Regions from separate parts of the Homo sapiens genome. Here region 1 is linked to region 2. A link is a loop called in an ENCODE intact Hi-C map of the cell type or tissue named here. Cell type or tissue: Calu3. All regions are shown on one strand. Links, peaks and the distances in the headings refer to the core of each region. The heading gives the core; the rest is flanking DNA.

Evidence for each region. A loop is a pair of places that touch in the nucleus more often than their neighbours do. Peaks named below come from ENCODE experiments on the same cell type or tissue, not always from the same donor. Only the 100,000 strongest peaks of a DNase experiment are listed, where the experiment ranks them.
Region 1: a loop joins it to region 2, with 10 times the contacts of the local background. A loop is called at or near these places in 3 of 110 quality-filtered maps.

What each region holds. Positions count from the first base shown.
Region 1 is chr6:135,756,429-135,762,853 of GRCh38, reverse strand. No RefSeq gene overlaps it. Among named protein-coding and RNA genes, the nearest start is that of PDE7B, 92 kb to the left of the region's middle. In Calu3, for the core only: a CTCF peak has its summit at 2,877; a DNase peak (open chromatin) is centred at 2,823.
Region 2 is chr6:135,672,256-135,678,680 of GRCh38, reverse strand. It overlaps AHI1-DT (AHI1 divergent transcript), which reads right to left. Exons shown (of 6, transcript NR_152842.1): 4 at 6,252-6,387. Among named protein-coding and RNA genes, the nearest start is that of LINC02524, 41 kb to the right of the region's middle. In Calu3, for the core only: no CTCF peak of the experiment used is centred there; a DNase peak (open chromatin) is centred at 2,590.

The DNA of each region.
Region 1 (6,425 bases), core at 1,188-5,187, 84 kb before region 2:
GCAGCAAAGCATTCAAGAGGTGACTTGGGTGCTGATAAAAGCATTCCATTTTAAAACAGAGCACAAAAGTTTGGAAAATTTGCAGCCTGACAATGGAGCAGAAAAGAAAAGAAAAAGACCAATTTTTTGAGGAGAAATTCAAGCTGGCTGCAGAAATTTACATAAGTAACAAGGATGTTAATCACCAAGACAATGGAGAAAATGTCTCCAGGGCATGTCATAGGTCTTCATGGCAGCCCCTCCCATCACAGACCTGGAAGCCTAGGAGGAAAAAATGGTTTCATGGACCAGGCCCAGGGTCCTCATGTGGTGTGCAGCCTAGGGACTTGGTGCCATGTGTCCCAGCTACTCCAGCCATTGCTAAAAGAGACCAAGGTACAGCTTGGCCCATGGTTTCAGAGGGTGCAAGCCCCAAGCCTTGGCAGCTTCTACGTGGTACTGTGCCTGCGAGTGCACAGAAGTCAAGAATTGAGGTTTGGGAAACTCCACCTAGATTTCAGAAGATGTATGGAAACACCTGGATGCCCAGGCAAAAGTTTGCTGCAAGAGTAGGGCCCTCATGGAGAACTCTGCTAGGGCAATGTTGGAGGGAAATGTGGGATCAGAGCCCCTACACAGATTCCCTACTGGGGTACTGTCTAGTGGAGCTGTGAGAAGAGGGCCACTGTCCTCCAGACCCCAGAATCGTAGATCCACCAACAGCTTGTGCCATGTGCCTGGAAAAGCTGCAGACACTCAATGCCAGCACATGAAAGCAGCCAGGAGGGGCGTTATACTCTGCAAAGCTTCAGGGGTGGAGATTCCCAAGACTATGGGAATCTACCTCTTGCATCAGCGTGACTTGGATGTGAGACATGGAATCAAAGGATATCATTTTGGAGCTTTAGAATTTGACTGCCCTGCTGGATTTTGGACTTGCATGGAGCCTGTAATCCCTTTGTTTTGGCCAATTTCTACCATTTAGGATGGCTGTATTTACCCATTACCTGTACCCCCATTGTATCTAGGAAGTAACTAGCTTGCTTTTGATGTTACAGGCTCATAGGTGGAAGGGACTTGCCTTGTCCCAGACGAGGCTTTGGACTGTGGACTTTTGGGTTACTGCTGAATTGAGTTTAGACTTTGAGGGACTGTTGGGAAGGTATAATTGGTTTCAAAATGTGACAATAAGAGATTTGGAGGGGCCAGGGGTGGAATGATATGGTTTGGCTCTGTGTCCCCACCCAAATCTCATTTTGAATTATACTCCCATAATTCCCATGTGTTGTGGGAAGGACCAGGTGGGAGATAATTTGAATCATGTGGGCGGCTTCCCCCATGCTGTCCTCATGGTAGTGAATAAGTCTCATGAGATCTGATGGGTTTATCAGGGGTTTCTGCTTTTGCATCTTCCTCATTTTCTCTTGCCACCATCATGTAAGAAGCACCTTTCACCTCCCGCCATGACTCTGAGGCCTCCCCAGCCATGTGTAACTGTAAGTCCAATTAAACCTCTTTTTCTTCCCAGTCTCAGGTATGTCTTTATCAGCAGTGGGAAAAAGGACTGACAGTGAGCTTCTGAAACTTCTACATTGCTGATGGGAGTGTAAAATACTGCAGATATGTTTAAAACACGTTGCAGTTTCATATTCATATAAAATTAAACATATAGTTACCATATTAAGTTACTAACTGGCAGGTATTTGCCCAAGAGAAAAGTTACAAATATCCATTTTTAAAAAACTTGTACATGAGGTCAGGTGCAGTGGCTCACGCCTGTAATCCCAGCACTTTGGGAGGCCAAGGCAGGTGGATCACCTGAGGTTAGGAGTTAGAGACCACCCTGGCTGACATGGTGAAACCCCATCTCTACTAAAAATACAAAAATTAGCCAGGCGTGGTGGTAGGCACCTGTAATCCCAGCTACTTGGGAAGCTGATACAGGAGAATCACTTGAACCCGGGAGGCAGAGGTTGTAGTGAGCCAAGATCCGAGATCATGCCACTGCACTCCAGCTTGGGCAACAAAGAGAGAAACTCCATCTAAAAAAACAAAACAAAACAAAACAAAAACAAACACAAACACAAACAAAAAACAACAACTTGTACATGAATACTCATGGCATCTTTGTTCATAGTAGCCAAGCTGGGTACAATTCAAATGTCATTAATGGGTGAATGGTTAAAGAAACTGTCATATATTCAGACAGTAAAATACTATTCAGCAGTAAAAAAGAATACATTACTTCCTTTTGCAAAACATAGATGAACCTCACAGACATCGAATTGAATAAAAGAAGCCAGACACAAAAGAGTACATATCATGAGATTCAATTTTTCATGAATATGTAGAATAGGCAAAACTATACTACTGCAACAAAAGGAGATTCTCATCTCTGGAGTGGCAGCTGAATGGGGGAGATTAACTACAAAAGGGCATGAGGGAATTTCCTGGGGAAATGGAAGTATTTTATATTTTGATTTGAGTAATGAATGTACAGAAGTATATATTTATTGAGTCATCAACCGGTGCGTGTGAAATGTGTGGATTTTATTGTATGTAGATTATGCCTAAATAAAGTTGATTTTTAAAAAATGGAGTAGGGTAAGGAGGATTTATTTTGGTAAACACTTATAGACTGTCCACAGGCTTCAGTTACTATTTAGATAGAGAGAGAATCAAATAAGAGTCATCTCTCACCCAACTGTCTAGTGGAGGATGCAAGAAAGCAAAGGGATGACTTCAGAAGATTGCCGTGAAGATTGACAAAGATACAGACACTGGCAAATCTGCCTCACTAGAGAAGCTTCCTAGAATAAAATTGAACTTTCACTTGTTGAATTCCGGTACTGTCCGTGAGGGGGAGACGTTCGCCTTTCAAGATTTGAATGGATCATCCAGTAGAACAGTGTTGGGGTTGACTTGAATGAGCAAAATAGGACAAAATCCTCTTCCTCAAAGGATCTCACTGTTGTGTCACAGAGAGATAACCATGAAATTTCAGCTCAAGGTGATTTCTGTTATAGAAATATATGCAGAAATCATTAAGAGATGGGAAGATTAATCCTATAGGGGACAGCTGAGAGGAGGCAGGCCAAGGTAGAATTCATTTATTTTATTTTACTTTTTTAGAGGCAGGGTCTTGCTATGTGGCTCAGGCTGGTCTCAAATGCCTGGGCTCAAATGATCGTCCCATCTCAGCCTCCCCAGTAGCTGAGATTACAGGAGCGAGTCACAGCACCTGGCCAAAAGAATTCATAAAGAAGCTATCTCAACAAATTCTGAAGGATGAATAGGAGTTTCCAAAGGACCAAAAAGCAAGCACATTCTTGGGGGAGGAAAATCCCCCTCCAAAGGCAGGTTATTATGAAGACCAAATGAGCAAATTTGAAGGTAACCCCAATAACACCTAGCATATACTAGGCACTGAAGTAGGGTGCTGTTTTAATGGAAAAGGTTTTCTCCCACCAAACTGTGAAATCCTTGAGAGCAGGGTTTTTTTCTCCTGTTGTTTAATCTCTTTAGGTGATTCTAGCTCTAATATTAGGTAGTAACTCTGATAAATGTGGGCATTTAGTTCTTACAGAAGGAGCAATGCTATTATTCATATCACACTAATAATATTATCAAGTGTTTACATACTCCTTGCTAAATTTCAGGTATGTATTTATCCAACTACAGAACAAATGTAAGATCCAAACTAAACAGCAAAATATCTGGAGGCTTACTTAGTATTAGAAAGATCTGTTATAATGTAAGCTTTGTCCAAAAATATCAATTTATGTTAATGGTATATGCCTAAAGTCAGATTTTGACAGATATAGATTTGGCAAAAAGATATAGAAAGCTCTAATCTCCTAGCATCTAAGATTAAATGTCTAATAATAGTCTTCAAGAGAAAAATGTTCAAGGTATACATTTTAAATTATCCTCTTCTTTTTTAGAGCAATACAGTTTCATAAGTTATCATTTTAGATGTTCTAAATAGCTGCACTTTCTGTGTTAGTACATTACCAACAGGACTTGCCCAAGATAAGTGATCGGGTTTAGCCAACATAGGCTTAAGAAAAATAATTCCACTAATAGCCTACATAAAACCATAGAATATTTTATGTTCCATGTTACAGAAAAGAGTAATGAGTTCTATGTCTGAATGTTTACCTGAGTGTGGTGCCAGGTGCCTGTAGTCCCAGCTGCTCAGGAGGCTGGGGCAGGAGAATCGCTTGAACCTGGGAGGTAGAGGTTTCAGTGAGCCGAGATCACACCGCTGCACTCCAGCCTGGGCAACAGAGTGAAACTCTGCCTCAAAATTAATTAATTAATTAATTAATTAATTAATTAATTAAAATTAAAAAAATGAATGTGTGGCAAAGTGACCCTGTGCTTCATGGACCCTGTGTCTCCTCGGAAAGATCTAAGAAATGATTCCAGCTCAATAGGCATTCATGAACATTAAATGTTATACCATTTTTAAGTCACTAGGACAAAGGCTGGCACACAGTATAACTCCATTCATGTTTCCTCTTTTCTTTCTGGAAAAAAAATTCAAAAATTTTATTTATCTATTTTCGTTTAAATAGTTGCTTTAAAAGCTGGCTTGCATAAGGAAGTAATTCACCTATAAATGGAAACTCACTTAAAATGGAAAAAGAAACAAATAATCATTTACTTAGTAAAAGTCCTTAACACTTTGAATCCCAACCTCCTCAAAAAAGTTTGATTTTATTCTTAAATTTTGAGCTCAAAAACAAAGAACAGAAGTTATTTATAAATAAAAAGCATTAATTGATGACCTTTGGTGAGATCAACAGATTAAAATGCTCAGAAGTACTCAGAGACTTAACCGTTTCCCAAACTCCACAATGCAAAAAGATCTATATTTTCTCTCCTTTAGAAAAGAGAGAGAAAAAAACATACATACAGAGAAATAGAGTACAGCATGTATATGACTTTAACTCTGGAAATGGAAACTAAAATCCACTGACTTAAGTTTTTTTGTCTTCTGATCTTGATGATAGCACCATCTCTTTGTGTTTTAAATATATATATATTTAAAGTAATTATGCTCCTAAGAAAACCTTTACATCAAAATGCATGTATTTTTATGGTTTATCTTCTATATTTTAATCTAAAACTTCCTTTTTTCACCCAATATTTCATGGATATGCTTTGGTGCCCATACATCCTAATCTCACTCTTTGCATTTAATGAATAAACTAAAACCTATTTAAATAATGACAGATATGTTTCATTTTATTTTTTAGAAAACAACATACTGCAATTAATATTAAATATATACATATATCTTTACACATTTTTTAAAGTATTTCTTTAGATTAAATTCCTGAACAGTGAATTGTTAGGCCAGAAGAGGTACACATTTTCATATTTAATAGGTACTGACAAATTGCCTTCTAGAAATAGTATTTGAAAAAAAGTTATTGGTAGCATGGCGCTATATGGAAGTTGATTATCTTTGGCTTGGCTTTTTTCCTCTTAGTTGAAGATATATAGATACAGATATACAAATAGATGTACACAAATATACATATATATACACATATACACATACAAACTAAAGCATGCATATGCATATATGTTCGTATTCTCTAATATGTACTACATGTACTGGAATATATATTGATTTGTATGTGTATACATAGATATGTATGTGCATGTGTGTATGAAATCTCCAAATCTTTCCATTAGAATAGATTCTGCATTCACTTATATATAATTATGAGTCTCTCTTTTGACTGGGAATCTTAAAGATTTCAAACTGTTTTTCTTTATTATGACAGCTTGCATTTAATTGGACAAGGACATTTGAGATGTGGAGGAAACAGGGTGGAAAAGATGCTTCATATAAAAAACATGCTTTTCAAAACTGTTAAAAACATAAAATACCACTGGAATTCTACTAGCCAACAGCCGTGTGTATCATCTGGGGACTGGGGCCAGGCTGGTGTATTAGTCTCCTATTGCTGCTGAAACAGATTACCACAAATTTAGTGGCTTCAAGTAACCCAAGTTTGTTTTTTTGTTGGAAACACCCACAACTCCTGTTTGTTGCTGTCTGTGAACGCTTTTCAGCCATTCTTGTATTTCCAGCCCTCTGAATAGCCATCTTGAAATATGCTAGGATTACAGGAGTGAGCCACTGTACCGAGCCATCGACAAACCAGTAGGTCATACTTGTATGACCTACTGGTTTGTCACAAAGGCATATTAAAACAACCAAATAGCTACTAAAATACTTAGTTGCTCTCTTAATTCCCCTAAAAGCAGAACCTGAGAAGAGACCTTGTGTATGTACAGGTAGTTTATTTTGGGAAGAAATCCCAGGGAATAGAAGTGAGAGAAGGGAAGTTTGAGACAGAGAAGGAAGGAAAACCACTCCAAGGCTACAAATGTTGAACACAGCTCTGCCTGTAAACTCTAAGGAA
Region 2 (6,425 bases), core at 1,083-5,082:
TATAAATCATTCTGCTATAAAGACACATGCACACGTATGTTTACTGTGGCACTGTTAACAATAGCAAAGACTTGGAACCAACCCAAATGCCCATCAACAATAGATTGGATAAAGAAAATGTGGCACATATACATCATGGAATACTATGCAGCCATAAAAAAGAATGAGTTCATGTCCTTTGCAGGGACATGGATGAAGCTGGAAACCATCATTCTCAGCAAACTAACACAGGAACAGAAAACCAAACATTGCATATTCTCACTCATAACTGGGAGTTGAACAATGAGAACACATGGACACTGGGAGTGGAACATCACACACCGGGGCCTGTCAGTGGGGTGTGGGGCTAAGGGAAGGATAGCATTAAGAGAAATATCTTATGTAGATGACAGGTTGATGGGTGCAGCAAACCACAATCACACGTGTATGCCTATGTAACAAACCTGCATGTTCTGCACATGTATCCCAGAACTTAAAGTATAATTAAAAAAAAAATACAAAAATGTGTATTAGCATATTAAAGGTTTTGAAGGAAAAAAAAGGAGGCCTACAGAAATTTCACAGTAGTTTAAGACTACTCTTTTGACTTTGGTAAATTAATTAACTCTTCATCTCAGTTTTCCCCATCTGCAAGGGAAGAATAATAACAGCAGCAACACCATAGGGTTATCTGGGTATTAGCCCATTTTCACAGTTATAAAGAATACCTGAGACTGGGTAATTCATGAAGGAAAGAGGTTTAATTGACTCACAGTTCAACATGGCTGGGGAGGCCTCAGGAAACTTACAATCATGGCAGAAGGGGAGGGAGAAGCAAGGCATGTCTTACATGGTGGCAGGAGAGAGAGAGAGTGCATAGGGGAAATTGCCACTTCTAAAACCATCAGATCTGGTAAGAACTCCCTGACTATCACAAGAACAGCATGGGGAAACCGCTCCCATAATCCAATCACCTCCCACCAGGTTCCTCCCATAACATAAGGGATTACAATTAAAGGTGAGATTTGGGTGGAGCCACAGAGTCAAATCATACCAACATATTAGATAATTATACGAACATAGCTTGGCATTAGACAATCATACAATAAGTGTTAGCTATTTTTTTATTAATGTAATATCCATCCAATAGATATAAAAATCTGGCTGGAACTGAAAAAAAAATGCACTATGAGTTTCTACCAAGAAATTATGGGATTGGGGCAGGGAGCGGGAATGATATGCCCAAAGTACTTGAATTTCGAGTTAAATGTCATTCACATACACTTTTATGACTGGAAAGGATGTAACCTCACCTGAATTGTATTTTCTTTATAGACTCCGTTACTATAAAAAGACACCCCTTAAATTTCTACCAAATTACACATCTAGGACTCCTTAGAATGTATGTTTATTTTTAATTTGAAGGTGCCCTTGGGTGTTCCCATGTTCACAGGCAAAGCTAAAGACTTCAAAAGTGTTCAAGGATTGATTGGCTGGTTCAGTGTTGAAATGTAATTTGCATCCCATACCTTCCTAAACTCCCATGAACTGGAACTCAGAAACATTTCCCTGTGAAAGTAGCTCTCAGAAGTAGCTGTTTGTTTATTCATTTACTCAGGACCAAATACTAAGCAGACACCCACAAAAGTAGCTAATTTAGGAATCTCAGGAAACACATTTTCTAAGGTTGCATCTGTCATATTAATTTTATATTGCTTGACATAAAATCTTTCAGTTTTCCTTTAGTAATCTAGGATCTTATATGAAATCTCTCTGGCCTTATAAATTCATGAATCCTGAATAAAATGAGTAAGCAAAATTTAAACAAATCCTGTTTTCCTAGGTGCTTGGACCCTCGTAAATAAAGTCTAAAACATTTTAAATTACTCTATCCTAGTGTGTCTTTCTTTTCTGTTTTTCTTCCATTAGGAAGAATTTGTTGTGAGACCAGGTGAAGAAATTCAAGAAGCTTAAGAAATGGCCCCAAATTTCAAAGATTTTATAATTTCACAAGAAAACAAATAATAGCCATATAATAATTATAACAGAAAATGATTAAGTGTCAAATGGATGTCAAAGGAGTTCATAGAAGACCCTTCCTAGGGGTTAATTTGGTCCCTGGAGGAAAAAAGCATTACCTTCAGTGACTCCTCAAGTCCTGGAAGAATGAGTGAATTTGCAAAAGGCAGAGAGCATTTGGGAGATTATTCAAAATGGAGAGAACGAGAGAAATAAGAACTACATATTCAGACAGTCAAGAAATAACAGGATAAGATGGAATTGAACACAACATTTCCAGACATTTAGATATAGGGATTAAAAGCATTTTTTTACATATTAAATATATAGCAGAACACAAAAGCAAGAAAGGAAATCTCCAAATGCTAGAACATAGAGCCAACATGACAATGTATCTGGAACTAAGGGAGATTACAGGTCTCAAAGTCTGGGATTTTCATGGCTATTCAAGGCCAGAAGCTGGCCAGGAAAATATGTTTATAGAAGGAATAAGAACTGGGCTTCCTGTGCAGAATCAGAACCCTAGAAAGCACTGCACTAACCTTGAAGGAACCAGATCATCTCTGCCTGCATACCCAAGATAACTGCTGGAAATGAGCCAATAGCCCCACCATGTGGGTAAAATAGGAGTCTTCTAGAGATATAAGAACCCCAAGACTGAACAACAGGTGGGAGTAGGAATAGACTCAGAATTCCAGGCTGAAAAACTAACACAAAAAATAATTCAGAATCAGTGTGTCTTGAAGGTGCTGACAGGAACACCAGTGGAAACCACCCCAGGTGGTTATCCGGATCTCTAGAAAAGATACTTCCTTCTGAAGTAAACTCGTAAGCAAAATAAAACAGAATTTTAAAAAATAGGACACTTAGCATCATGAAAGACAGCTTACAGGACATGAGGAACCAACAAGAATAGAACAACATGAAAGAGAGCTGACAATAAGTATGTTTACAGTATTTAAAATATAAAGGAAGAAATGGCATCTGTAAAATAAAAACAGCAAGTTATGAAACAGGCTCTTAAAAGTCAAGTGTAAGTACAGTCATTAAATCTCTTTAGAAATCTAAGCAAATGGATTATACAAGACAAATCATGCTTGAAGATGAGTTAGAAGATGGAACAGAACATCTCTGTGACATGGAGGACAAAAATAAAGGAATGGAGGATATAAAACAGAAGTTAGGAATCATAAATGCTCTAGTATCTGCCTCAGAGAAATTCCAAAGACATAAATAAACAAACAGCAAATAAGCAATATGCTAAGATATAATGGTACAGACTTTTCCAAAAATCCGAAGGTACAAATCCTCTGATAGAAAGCATTCACCAAAGGCTAAGAAGAATAAATAGAAATATGAGGGGAAAAGGTTTAAATAAAGCAAAAAAAAATCTGTGAAAGATTAGTGTGTAATGTGGTTGAGAAAGTCAGTTGGGTCAGATTACAGAGGCTCTGGAAATCAGGCTAAGGAGTTTTGACTGTATCTTGTAGGAAGTGAACACCATGAACAAATGTGTAGTGGAGTTGCTGCAAAAAAAAAAAAATGTAATGCTGTAGGACATTTGAAACAGGAATAATGCAGTGGTGTTTTCCATGAAAGAAAGAATTTTTATCTAAATTATCGTTTTATATCTTTACTATACTTCATGTTTCATATTTTGTTTTAAATAGTCAAAAAGTATTTCCAAATACTCTGAAATGTTACTTTTAAGTATTATATTTATAAAGGCTGTGAAATTCTAAAGGTGTTAAAAAACAAAAAAATCAAAAATAATATAGACAAAAATCTTAAGGAGCCGTATAGTCTATATTCATAGACCAAAGCTTTTCAAATGAATAAAGCAGATAAAAAACCATTATTTTAATGATTTCCAGAAAGGAGGACACTCATTTCTTGTTTAACAACATGGTAGAGGGTCAAGTGCAGAGCCAAAGTCTGAGGAGATAGAGCTGATGAGCCAGTCCGTTTCCTGAAGGCAATTGCTGATTATCCAGTAGGGAGATAAACTAAATATCAATTAACACAAGACTGCGGGCAATGTGCTGTCAGAGGGGTACACATTCTTCATGACAGGAGCCCCAGAGGAGGACTTCTAACTAAACTACTGGAAGCTGGGGAGTCTTCTAAGATGTCATTATGCTGAAGCTGCAGCTGAGAAGTTGGATTCACTAAACCAAAGGCCTTCTATACCTTCAGCGCACTGCAGGCATGAGTTGTTGTTTATGGCTGAGGCACAAGGAACAAAAGGGGACATCCTGAAAAGGGGGCTGGAGAAAGGTAAGGGAAGGCCAAATCATGAAATGCTTTCTTGGGGCCATTCTTTAGAGTATAACTTTCTACAATTGGTGATAGGAAGTCAAAAATGCCCCAGAAGCCAACATCAGATTTGGATTTGTGTTCGAGAATGATCACTTTGGGAACCATGCGGAGGGTGGATGACAAAGGGACGAGATCAGAGGCAGCGAGACAGACCCCCAGGGAAGAAAAATACAACGATCCAAGCAGGAAATGATGAAAGCCTCAGCCTAAGGCTTTTTAACATTGGAGATGGAAAGGAAACTTTTTGTTTTTGTGGTGCAGAATTTTTTCTCCAATGAAATCTTATGTGAAACATTACAATATAAAACCAGTAACCGCAGAGCTGATGGAGGGAGAGGTGGAAGACGTGAGTCACTCTGCTCTGCACCAGCTCCTGGCATCCTGCAGCAGCCCCTGAGACCCCCCTAAGAAACACAGTTTGACAACCCCTGGACCAAAGAGATATATTTAAGATGTAGAATCAATGCTTCCACCCATTTTATTTAATAAACTCTTGTGGTGTCTAATAATCTGTAGTGTCAAGCTGTTCTTCGCTATCTAAAGTAAATCTCTGCCAAGAGTTCATAAGAAGGCTTGTCTTATTTCTTTGGATGTCAAACAAATATTGCACTCGATAAATCTCTCAGTGTGTCTCTAGCCTCTGCAAGCATACATCAAAACCCAGTTAATTATAGACTTGTGGAAGCTGACCTTCTGACCCTCCATTTCTTGAATCCATCTGGGTGCGATGACTCTGGATCCAGACTGCACGAGCAATTCAACTTTTTAAACTCTCACCTAATCTTATTATACATTCTCTCCTTTGGGAGACTCATTCACCTACATGTTTTCAACCTCTGCCTATAACTGGGTGATGATGTCCAAATATCAATAGCTAGGCCTGACTCTATTTTGCACTCCTGACTTGCAGTTCCTAGTGGACATGTTTTTGGGGTTTTTGTTGTTGCTGTTGTTGTGGTTTTGTTTTGGTTTGTTTTGTTTTCGAGACAGAGCCTCGCTCTGTCGCCCAGGCTGGAGTGCAGCGGCATGATCTCAGCTCACTGCAACCTCCGCCTCCTGGGTTCAAGTGATTCTCCTGCCTCAGCCTCCCAAGTAGCTGGGACTACATGCATATGCCACCACGCCTGGCTAATTTTTTAATTTTAATACAGACGGGGTTTTACTGTGTTAGCCAGGATAGTCTAGATCTCCTGACCTCATGATCCGCCTGCCTTGGCCTCCTAAAGTGCTGGGATTACAGGCATGAAGCCACCGCGACCGGCCGTGGACATGTTTAATTAGGCTTCGCAGATAGCAGTGCTGGTCAAGATGAGCCTTATCTCTACCCTACACCTACTCTCTGCCAGTTTTGCTCACTGAGTATGCTGCCACCAGTGAGTACCCAGCAATCACCCTATGCCACTCCTCTCTCACCCCCACCAAATTGCCTCAGTCTCTGTGGCCTGATGTTTCTGCCATCTTAAAACCACTCAAAGCTGATGGTCTCCTCTCCTGCCTCCTGTGGCTTCCATCTAGCTACCTGAAATTACCATGGCAGAGACTGCAGTGCTCAGCAAGCACCCATCTGCTTCCCCCCCACCCCGTCTTCCAGCCTCCTGTGGTTAGGCAAAGCTACGGAATTGGCTGTGACTACAAAAAGAAATGGCATGTGTTACTTCCATTGTGAAGCATAAAGGAGCCACTGCAAACCCTTGCAGTTGTCTCTCCCCTGATGTGGTGACTAAAAAGGTCGTGTGTTGGAGATAGTGCAGTCAAAAGATGGCAGAGTCTGGTCCATGAGTGACACTGTGGAACAGACCCACCCCACCTCCCGCTGTCTTCTGTAGGGCATCCAGAAAGAGTGAGAGATACCCTCCTGTTGTGCTAAGCCACTGAAATGTAAGCATTGTTTGTTACTGCATCATAACCTAGCTTATGCTGACTAACATACTTACTGAGTTGTCTCCTCTTCTTCAAGACAGCCTTGCTTCAGTACGCTACACCACCTCAGACACCACAGTCTCTGCCATGGTAATGGAAGCCGCAGGAGGCAGGAGAGGAGACCGTCAACTTTGAGTGGTTTTAAGATGGCTGAAACGACATTTTATCATGTCACAAATACTTCATCA